Regions from separate parts of the Homo sapiens genome. Here region 1 is linked to region 2. Evidence: read pairs that join two places in POLR2A ChIA-PET (ENCODE). Cell type or tissue: GM12878. All regions are shown on one strand. Links, peaks and the distances in the headings refer to the core of each region. The heading gives the core; the rest is flanking DNA.

What was found. ChIA-PET counts read pairs that join two places held together with the same protein. Peaks named below come from ENCODE experiments on the same cell type or tissue, not always from the same donor. Only the 100,000 strongest peaks of a DNase experiment are listed, where the experiment ranks them.
Region 1: POLR2A ChIA-PET joins it to region 2 with 5 read pairs; 2 of 35 experiments call an interaction of 5 or more read pairs at or near these places.

Annotation. Positions count from the first base shown.
Region 1 is chr20:33,464,351-33,469,717 of GRCh38, reverse strand. No RefSeq gene overlaps it. Among named protein-coding and RNA genes, the nearest start is that of CBFA2T2, 23 kb to the left of the region's middle. In GM12878, for the core only: no CTCF peak of the experiment used is centred there; no DNase peak of the experiment used is centred there.
Region 2 is chr20:33,676,905-33,682,271 of GRCh38, reverse strand. E2F1 (E2F transcription factor 1) reads left to right here. Exons shown (of 7, transcript NM_005225.3): 2 at 1,856-1,946; 3 at 2,298-2,517; 4 at 3,919-4,071; 5 at 4,732-4,846; 6 at 4,942-5,167; 7 at 5,293-5,367. Among named protein-coding and RNA genes, the nearest start is that of NECAB3, 5.2 kb to the right of the region's middle. RefSeq lists enhancers at 1,519-2,137, 2,069-2,448, 2,138-2,757. In GM12878, for the core only: no CTCF peak of the experiment used is centred there; a DNase peak (open chromatin) is centred at 2,331; H3K27ac peaks cover 1,278 bases.

The sequences.
Region 1 (5,367 bases), core at 234-5,233, 210 kb after region 2:
GCCAGGCTCAGTGCCTCATGCCTGTAATGTCAGCACTTTGGGAGGCCGAGGCAGGTGGATTGCTTGAGCCCAGAAGTTCGAGACCAGCCTGGGCAACATGGTGAAACCCCATCTGTACCAAAAATACAAAAATTAGCTGGGTGTGGTGGTGCACAACTGTAGTCCCAGCTACCTGGGAGGCTGAGGTAGGATGAGGAGCTGTGACTGTGCCACTGCACCCCAGCCTCGATGACAGCAAGACTGTCTCAAAAAAAACAAAAACAAAAACCTGCTCACTAGGGTTGTGAGGATTCAGAGCTTAGCAAGGGGCCTGGTGCTTGGCAAGTGCTCATTAAATATAAGTTATTACTATCACTGAGTTACTTAAACTTCCTGATGTGTAGGACCCTCTACTGAACTCTTGGGATCAGGATAAGGTTCCGTGGAAGGCACCAAATTATAGAGGGTAAGAATTTCAGTGCTAAGGTCAGATCCTACTTCTGCCATATGTGGCTGTGGGTGGCTCCCTGGACCCTCTGAGCCTCCTCCTCTTCCTCTTCTGCACAATGGGGATATATACATATATATATATATACACATATATATATATTTTTTTTTATTTGACACGGAGTTTCGCTCTTGTTGCCGAGGCTGAAGTGCAATGGCACTGTGTCAGCTCACTGCAGCCTCCGCCTCCCAGGTTCAAGCGATTCTCCTGCCTCAGCCTCCCGAGTAGCTGGGATTACAGGTGCGCACCACCATGCCCAGCTACTTTTTTGTATTTTTATTGGAGACGAGGTTTCACCATGGCCAGGCTGGTCTTGATCTCGTGACCTCAGGTGTTCCCCCTGCCTCAGCCTCCCAGAGTGCTGGGATTACAGGCGTGAGCCACTGCGCCCGGCCTTTTTTTTTTTTTTTTTTTTTTTTTTGAGACAGAGTCTCACTCTGTTGCCCAGGTTGAAGTGCAATGGTGTGATCTTGGCTCATTGCAACCTCTGCCTCCCAGGTTCAAGTGATTCTCCTGCCTCAGCTTTCCAAGTAGTGGGGATTACAGGAGCCTGCCACCACGCCCGGCTGTTTTATATTTTTAGTAGAGACAGGGTTTCCCCATGTTGGCCAGGTTGGTCTTGAACTCCTGGCCTCAAGTGATCCGCCCGCCTCGGTCTCCCAAAGTGCTGGAATTATAGGGTTGAGCCACCGCATCCATCCCTATATACATATGTAGGGATGCACCATCTCAGTTCACTGCAACCTCCGCCTCCGGGGTTCAACAATTCTACTGTCTCAGCCCTCTGAGTAGCTGGGATTATAGGCATGCGCCACTAGGCCAGGCTACTTTTTTGTCTTTTTAGTAGAGACGGGGTTTCACCATGTTGCCCAGGCTGGTCTCAAATTCCTGATCTCAGGTCATCTGCCTGCTTCGGACTCCTAAAGTGTTGGGATTATAGGTGTAAGTCGTGGTCCATCTGTATTTTTTTATTTTTTGAGACATGGTCTTGCTCTGTCACCCAGACTGGAGTGCAATGGTGTGATCTAGGCTCACTCCAACCTGTGCCTCCCAAGTTCAAGCGATTCTCCTACCTCAACCTCCCAAGTAGCTGAGATTACAGGTGCACGCTACCATGCCCAGCTAATTTTGTATTTTTAGTAGAGACGGGGTTTCACCATGTTGGCCAGGCTGGTCTCAAACTCCTAACCTCAAGTGATCTGCTCACCTCAGCCTCCCAAAGTGTTGGGATTACAGGCGTGAGCCACTGCACTGGCCCATCCCATCTGTATTTTTTTTTTTTTTGAGAGGAAGTCTTGGCTCACTGCAACCTCTGCCTCCCAGGTTCAAGGGATTCTCTTGCCTCAGCCTCTCCAGTAGCAGGGATTACAGGCACCTGCCCCACGCCTGGCTAATTTTTGTGTTTTTAGTAGAGATGGGGTTTCGCCATGTTGGCCAGGCTGGTCTCGAACTCCTGAGCTCAAGTAATCCATCTGCCTCAGCCTCCTCAAGTGCTGGGATTAAAGGTGTGAGCCACATCTGGCCCGTATTTTTTTTAAATCCCACTTTAAACACCCATCGGATGGCTATTATAAAAACAGCCCATGGCCGGGCGCGGTGCCTCACACCTGTAATTCCAGCACTTTGGGAGGCCAAGATGGGTGGATTATCTGAGGTCAGGAGTTCGAGACCAGCCTGGCCAACACGGTGAAACCCCCTCTCTACTAAAAATACAAAAATTAGCCAGGTGTGGTGGCACATGCCTGTAATCCCAGCTCCTCGGGGGGTGGCTGAGGCAAGAGAATAGCTTGAACCCAGGAGGCTGAGGTTGCAGTGAGCCGAGATCGCAGCACTGCACTCCAGCCTGGGCAAAAAAGCGAAACTCCGTGTCAAAAAATAAAAAGAAAAAAAAAGAAATTATGCCATTTGTTTGTGGCTGGGACCAGTGGCTCATATCTGGATTCCCAGCACTTTGGGGGGCTGAGGTGAGCGGATCACCTGAGGCCGGGAGTTCAAGACCAGCCTGACCAACATGGAGAAACCCTGCCTCTACTAAAAAATTTGCTGGGGGTGGTGGCGCATGCCTGTAACCTCAGCTACTCTGGAGGCTGTGGCAGGAGAATCGCTTGAACCCAGGAGGTGGAGTTTACAGTGAACCGAGATGGTTCCATTGCACTCCCGCCTGGGCAACAAGAGTAAAACAAAAACAAAAACAAAAACATCCCATGAGCCTGGTCAACATAGTGAGACCCCATCTCTACAAAAAGTTTAAACATTAGCCAGGTGTGGTGGCACACACCTGTAAGTCCCAGCTACTTGAGAGGCTGAGGTGGGAGGAATGCTTGAGACCAAGAGTTCAAGGCTGCAGGGAGCTATGACCATGCCACTGCACTCCAGCCTGGGCATCAAAGGAAGATGCTGTCCCTTAAAAAAAAAAAGTGGCCGGGTGTGGTGGCTCACACCTATAATCCCAGCACTTTGGGAGGCCGAGGTGGGTGGATCACCTGGGGCCAGGAGTTTGAGGCCAGCCTGACCAACATGGGGAAACCCCATCTCTACTAAAAATACAAAAATTAGCCAGGCGTGGTGGTGGGCGCCTGTAATCCCAGCTACTTGGGAGGCTGAGACGGGAGAATGGCTTGAACCCAGGAGGCGGAGGTTGCAGTGAGCTGAGATTGCACCACTGCACTTCAGCCTGGGTGACAGTGAGACTGTCTGAAAAAAAAAAAAAAAAAAGAGCTTAGGAGTGCTCACCATTTGAGAAGAAGCTCTTGATACATTGAAGAGTAAAGTGTTGTCTGAAAAAGGGAAGTATTTGCCAAGGTGAACCAACTTCTTGCAAAAAAAAAAAAAAAAATTGGTTTGCAAGAGTTTCCTGAGGCAAACGGTGAGGCTATTTATTGGTTTACAGTCTTATCTTTCCAGGTAAGAATTTCTTGAAACAGTCAAATCTTGTTGACATAGAGGACCTCAGTTCTCAGCCTTAATCATTGAATATGATTGTCTCAGTTTTTATATTTATCCTGTTCCCTATTGATGGGCGCTTACTTTTCTTCTGGTATTTCACTATCACATGCTATGCTTCAATGACACCTTGTGCACAGGGGTGAGTTTCACTGGGGCCCCACCTAGAAGTGGAATTGCTGGGTAGTGAGACGTGAGTATCTTCAATTTTCCTAGGGTCCTAGATTCTTTCTAATCCATCTCCCTGCCTCCCAGAAGAGGAAAGCCTCTCTCCACAGCCACCACAGCAGACGGCAGGAACTGCCAGGGCTTTGCCCACACCGGCTGCTTGCCCACCCGCCTGCCCTCCCTTGTTCTGGCAGATTAATGGTGACCTGTGACCCTGACAGGCTGGCCACACTCCCGGCCAATTTCAGTCTGTCAAAAGGAGTCCCAGGGGTGGTCAGGGCCTAGGGATGTGTTAGCCAGATGGGCCTGGGAGGTCTCGGGTTGGCTTATCCCAGGAGGCAGAGCAGGTGGGCAGCCCTCAGCAACACCCCCCCAACATTCTCCTCATCATGCATCACTGGGCTGGAGCTGGAGCCAGATGGTGGGGATGGGGAGGCTTGCAGCTTCTGCCCTGACAAAGGATCCTCTATACTGCACCCCCACCCTGACCCTGACCAGCTTGGCTAGTCTAGTCTGTGGCTGCCCAATCACTCTCAGCCCTGGCCTGTCCCACCCCGGGGTGCCTTTCTGCTGAGATCTTCTCTTCCTGATCCTGTTTGTAGAGGAAGTCTGCAACGTTCCTGGAGACTCTTGGACTTGGAAACTCACTTATCATCAACTTGAGAGTGAGCAGGTAAAACCAAGGCAGCATGGCCCCGTGGTTATAACATGTCATAGATTCAAATGCAGTAATAGGATTAAGTGCAATGGGCCAGGTGGCAAACTGGTGTCTGGCTCTCAGTGAGCCCTCATCAACAGAGTCTCTGACTGCTATGAATGGGGAAACTGAGGCCTAGAGTGGAGGATGCTTGCAGAAGAGCCTCATGGTTAGGAGGTTAGGCTTGGGAGTCAGGCCTACCTGCGTTAATCCAGATCTGCTACTGAGAGTGAGTCCTTGGGCAGATCACCTAAGCTCTCAATTTCCCCAGCTGAAATGCAGCCCCCTGAGGCCTCATCATAGAGAACAGTCCTGAGGATGAGGAAAGATAATGCAAGGAAGGCATCTGGCAGATAGTAAGGACTCAGTACGTGCGTCCTAAACCTCATCATCCTTGATTTTCTCCTTCCTTCTTTCCTTCCTTCCTTCCTTCCTTCCTTCCTTCCTTCCTTCCTTCCTCTCTCTCTCTCTCTCTCTCTCTCTCCCCCTCTCTCTCTCTCGCTTTCTTTCCTTCCTTTCTTTCTCTCTGTTTCTCTCTCTCTCTCTCTCTGTCGCCGAGGCTGGAGTGCAGTGGCACGATCTCAGGTCACTGTAACCTCCGCCTCCCGGGTTCAAGTGATTCTCCTACCTCAGCCTCCCATGTAGCTGGGACTACAGGTACTTGCCACCACACCTGGCTAATTTTTTGTATTTTTAGTAGAAACAGGTTTCACCGTGTTAGCCGGGATGGTCTCGATCTCCTGACCTCGTGATCTGCCTGCTTCGGCCTCCCAAAGTGCTGGGATTACAGGCATGAGCCATAGTGCCCAGCTTTCCTTCCTTCTTCCTTTCAAGATGAAGTCTCTGTGTTGCCCAGGCTGGAGTGCAGTGGCACGATCTTGGCTCACTGCAACCTCCGCCTCCTGGGTTCAAGTGATTCTCCTGCCTCAGCCTCTCATGTACTGGGATTACAGACGCCTGCCACCATGCCCAGATAACTTTTGTATTTTTGGTAGAGACAGGGTTTTGCCATGTTGGTCAGCCTGGTTTTGAACTCCTGACCACAAGTGATCTGCCTGCCTCAGTCTCCCAA
Region 2 (5,367 bases), core at 219-5,218:
TCAGTGAATGTGCACAAGAGGGAGTGGTTCATCAGCATGGGGGGGGTTCATTCAGCAAACATTTGTTGATGCCAGGCTCCATGGCAGACACTATAGATTCTCAAGTGATTCAGACACCTCTGAGGGTGAGATAGATACATCTGCAGAAATGTGTAGGGAGAGACAGAATGTGGCAAAAGGTTGGGTTTGAGGCAGTTCAGAGGGAGAAGAGGTGACACCTCCTAGCTGATGCGTAAGGTTTCTGCCCACAGAGGTAGAGGGAGCAGGCGTGAAGTGGGGAGGGTGGGAGGGATGCAAGGGCAGTCTAGATTTCTGGGAAAACGTGACTCGGGTTCCTCTAGAGAAGCAGTGGCAGATGAGAGTACAAAGGCAATGGGGAGCTGGAGGAAGGCCTTAAGCAGGGGCGGCGGCATGGTAAGGTTTGTAGGAGGACTGGCTGCAGCAGAGGCAGGGAGACCAGTGTGGAGTCTGCTCAGCAGCCCACTGGGAAGGTGGTGATCGCCGTGGTGATGAGCAGTTCTTGGTAGCTGCATGTGAGGAGGGTGACAGGTCAGGAACTCTAGCTCAGGAAACCCTGTGGATGGTGGAGGGGAAGATCAGTCTGGTTTTGGTCCGGGTACTTTTGAGCAGCCTGTGAGACCTCCAGGACAGTCCCAATCCTGGAGTGTCTGAACTAAGCCAGAGTGCTTAGAGCTTGGGTTCTTCCTCAGACCGTCTTGGGTACAAATCCTGACTCTACCACTTCCTGGGCCTCCCTGGGCTTTAGTTGCCTTATCTGGAAAATGGGGCCATTTTTATACAGCCAGTCCGTTGAATGGAATGAACTAATGGATGCAAGGAACTTGATGAGCACCAGCTGCTACCATGCGTATAGATTAGTCAAAAACCAGAGAGAAGGTGATTTAGCCAAGGGACCTATGTAATCAGTGGCTTAGCTGGGCATGGTGGCTGACTAGTCCCAGCACGACTACAGTGAAGGCTGAGATGGGAGAATTGCTTGAGCCTAGGAGTTTGAGACCAGTCTGGGCAACATAGGGAGACCCCATCTCTACGAGAAATAGAAAAGTTAGCTGGTCTTGGAGGGATGCGCCTGTGGTCCCAGCTGTTTGGAAGGCTGAGGTGGGAGGATTGCTTGAGCCCAGGAAGTCTAGGCTGCAGAGAGTTGTGATCATACCACTGCACTCCAGCATAGTCAACAGAGCGATACCCTGTCTAAAAAAGAAAAAAAAATAGTGCCTTAAAACAACAAACATTTATTATATAGTTTTTGTGGGTCAGGAATTCAGGGAAGACTTATCCAGCTCTGGCTTGGGGTCTCTGGAGATTCAGCCAGTGTTTGGGTTCTGGCTGCTAACAGAAGTTGTGACTAAGTGTTGCTGTTGGGAGGAGGCCATGGTTTCTTGCCCATCATTAGGGCTACTTGAGTGCCCATATGATATGGCAGAGTAAGTGACCCAATACAGAGCAAGGAGGAAGCTCCAGCGCCTCTGACCCAGTCTCAAAAGTGACAGGCCATCCCTTCCACCACATTCCATTCATTCATCCCCAGAAGCAAGTTACCAGGTCTGGCTCATAAGGGGAGAATTAGGCTATATCTTTTGAAGGAGAAGGATCAGAAAGTTTGCGGATGTGTTTTAAATCCACCGCTAGACCCCAGAGAAGTGGTGAAAATGGAATGTCCTGTGTGGTAGGACTGTGACTCTCAGGCTATGTCCCCTCTGATCTCCCTCAGTCACACACTCAGGCATCCTGCTAGAGAAACTGAGGCGAGGGTAGCCCAGAGGCACCCAGCCTTAAGCCAGGTCTCTTCTGGCCTCACTCCTGGTTACTGGGCATCCTCCCGTTTTCGCCACAGGTGAAGCGGAGGCTGGACCTGGAAACTGACCATCAGTACCTGGCCGAGAGCAGTGGGCCAGCTCGGGGCAGAGGCCGCCATCCAGGAAAAGGTACCTATGGAGCTTGGGCTGGGCAGACCCCCTGTGACCAGGCCCAGGTTAGGGATGTGAACAGACAAACATGCTTGCAAGCTAACGTCTGGCTTGTCGGGCTTGAGCCAGGCCTCTGAGGACCCTGATGGGCAGTTGGAGTGGCCACCTGGCTTGGTTTCTCCAGGCCCTGAGGGGTGAGGAGTTCCCCAGCCAGAAGAAGAATGCTGTGGTTGGCCTCGCCAAGGGGAAGGAGCTGGCTGTCCCCCAGCCCCCATCATCCTGCTGCCCTGCACTGCCAGAGTGGCAGGCCTGGCTGGAGGTGGGGGTGGATGCTGAAGGGCCCTGTCTTGCCTGACCACACCCCCACAGGTGTGAAATCCCCGGGGGAGAAGTCACGCTATGAGACCTCACTGAATCTGACCACCAAGCGCTTCCTGGAGCTGCTGAGCCACTCGGCTGACGGTGTCGTCGACCTGAACTGGGCTGCCGAGGTGCTGAAGGTGCAGAAGCGGCGCATCTATGACATCACCAACGTCCTTGAGGGCATCCAGCTCATTGCCAAGAAGTCCAAGAACCACATCCAGTGGCTGTAGGTACCGGCCACACAGGAGGGCAGGCACACCTGCCCATGCCAGCCTGGAGGAGCTGGTAGTAATACCCACTGTGGCTGCCTGCATCCCCATCTTATAGCTGGGGAAACGGGCTCAGAGAGGAGAGGTAGCTTCCCTGAGATGATAGATGGTAAAAAGCACACAAATCTTACATATCCACCTCAGTTGCAGCTTTACTTTTTTCTTTTTTAGATGGAGTTTCACTCTGTCACCCAGGCTGGAGTGCAGTGGTGTAATCTCAGCTCACTGTAACCTCTACCTCCCAGGTTCAGGTGCTTCTCCTGCCTCAGCCTCCTGAATAGCTGGGGATACAGGCGCCTGCCACCATGCCCAGCTACTTTTTGTATTTGTAGTAGAAATGGGGTTTCACCATGTTGGCCAGTCTGGTCTCGAACTCCTGATCTCAGGTGATCTGCCTGCCTCAGCCTCCCAAAGTGCTGGGATTACAGGCATGAGCCACTGCGCCCCGCGCAGCTTTATATATTTATTCATCTGGGTTGCCACCATTCAGATCAAGATAAGAGCATTTTCAACACCCTAGAAGGTTCTCTTGTGCCCCTTTCCAGTCATTGCCAACCCCTCACACCGCCAGGTCACCACTATCCTGGCTTCTCATGCCCTCGGTGAGATCTGTCTGGCATAGATATTTTATTCTTGTTTTATTTTCCCCCTCTCGCCTTCGCGCCAGTCATCATGCTACTACCCTTTCTTTGATACACCTGCCGTTTCATTTTTTGGTAGATCGTTCCATTCTGCATCTTTTGTGGTTTTTTGGGTGGAGGGGGGTGGTTTGAGACAGGGTGTTGCTCTGTCGCCCAGGCTGGAGTATGGAGGCACAAATACAGCTCACTGCAGCCTCAACCTCCTGGGCTCAAGCTCCGTACCTGTAGCTAGGACTACAAGTACATGCCACCATGTCTGGCTAATGTCTTTGATTTTGTGTAGAGGCAGAGTCTCACTGTGTTGCCCAGGCTGGTCTCAAACTCCTGAGGCTCAAGCAATCCTCTGGCCTCAGCCCCCCAAAGTGCTGGGATTATAGGTATAAGCCACCAAGCCCAGCCTTTTTTTTTTTTTCATTTGACAGCATGTCTTGGAAATGCATGTGTGTGTGCATGTGTAATATTTCGTGGCATGTCAGTCCCATCATTTGTTTATCCCGCCCTGGTTGAGGGACATGTAGGTGTTTATATTCGGGCCAGACTTCAAGCCCATGACACTCTGATTTGGAGCCCAGCTGAGGAGCCAGACCCAGACAGAAGCAAGGGCTTGCCTAGGCCTCACAGAACAGAGGCAACAGCAGACTCTGTCCTGAGGCCCAGGGCTCCTGGCCAGAGGGGCCAATCGCTGTTAACCCTACCCTCCCTGGTGCCTCCCCACAGGGGCAGCCACACCACAGTGGGCGTCGGCGGACGGCTTGAGGGGTTGACCCAGGACCTCCGACAGCTGCAGGAGAGCGAGCAGCAGCTGGACCACCTGATGAATATCTGTACTACGCAGCTGCGCCTGCTCTCCGAGGACACTGACAGCCAGCGATATCCTTGGATTGGCCGTAGGGTGTGGAAGGCAGGCTTAGCAGGCAGGGGCTCCACCCAAGTGGGACTAGAGAGGCTTGGATTTAAGAGAGAGCTCTGATTTTGGTTGCAAGTCCTGGCTCAGCATTTTCTCACTGTTGTGACACTGGATAAATTGCTTAACCTCTTGGCCTCAGTTTTATCTATAAAAGGGGAATAATAATATCCAATTCTGAAATTGTACAGATTAAAAAAGAAAAGTGGCTAGGTGCGGTGGTTCATGCCTGTAATCCTAGTGCTTCAAGAGGCTGAGGTGGGAGGATCACTTGAGCCCAGGAGTTTGAGGCTGCAGTGAGCTCTGGTTGAGCCACATCACTCCAGCCTGGGTGACATAGCGAGACCCTGCCTCTAAAAAATAAATTCCCAGCACCAGGCCTGGAGTTGTGTTGAACATTTTACATGGAATCGTTCCCGGTAGCCATTATTACCTTGGGATTCAATGGGTAGAGTGATTTCATTATACAGATGTGGAACTTGAAACTCAGGCGTGAGGTAGGTTTTGAGTGGGTAGGAGGTTGGGAGGACAGGAGTGACTAGGCAGGTGTGAGCCCTGCCTTGTGAGCTGTTGGAGTGAGTGACCCCCTAGAAGTCAAAGGTCATGTGGTCCTTGACTCTGCCAACCCTGGCCTACGTGACGTGTCAGGACCTTCGTAGCATTGCAGACCCTGCAGAGCAGATGGTTATGGTGATCAAAGCCCCTCCTGAGACCCAGCTCCAAGCCGTGGACTCTTCGGAGGTGAGATCTGGGAACTCCGGGCCCAACTGGGCTGGGCTGGGCTGGGCTGGTGGTCACCTGGGCCTCAGTTTACCCTGCCTGCTGCTTCCACCCAGAACTTTCAGATCTCCCTTAAGAGCAAACAAGGCCCGATCGATGTTTTCCTGTGCCCTGAGGAGACCGTAGGTGGGATCAGCCCTGGGAAGACCCCATCCCAGGAGGTCACTTCTGAGGAGGAGAACAGGGCCACTGACTCTGCCACCATAGTGTCACCACCACCATCATCTCCCCCCTCATCCCTCACCACAGATCCCAGCCAGTCTCTACTCAGCCTGGAGCAAGGTGGGTGATGGGTAGGTGGGTGGGGTGGGGCAGGGCCCCTCTTCTGGGGGGTGGGCAGGCACGACAGCCCCTGCCTTCCTCCCTGCTGGGGCATCCCCGGCCTGTGATGCTCCCCGTCTCCCCAGAACCGCTGTTGTCCCGGATGGGCAGCCTGCGGGCTCCCGTGGACGAGGACCGCCTGTCCCCGCTGGTGGCGGCCG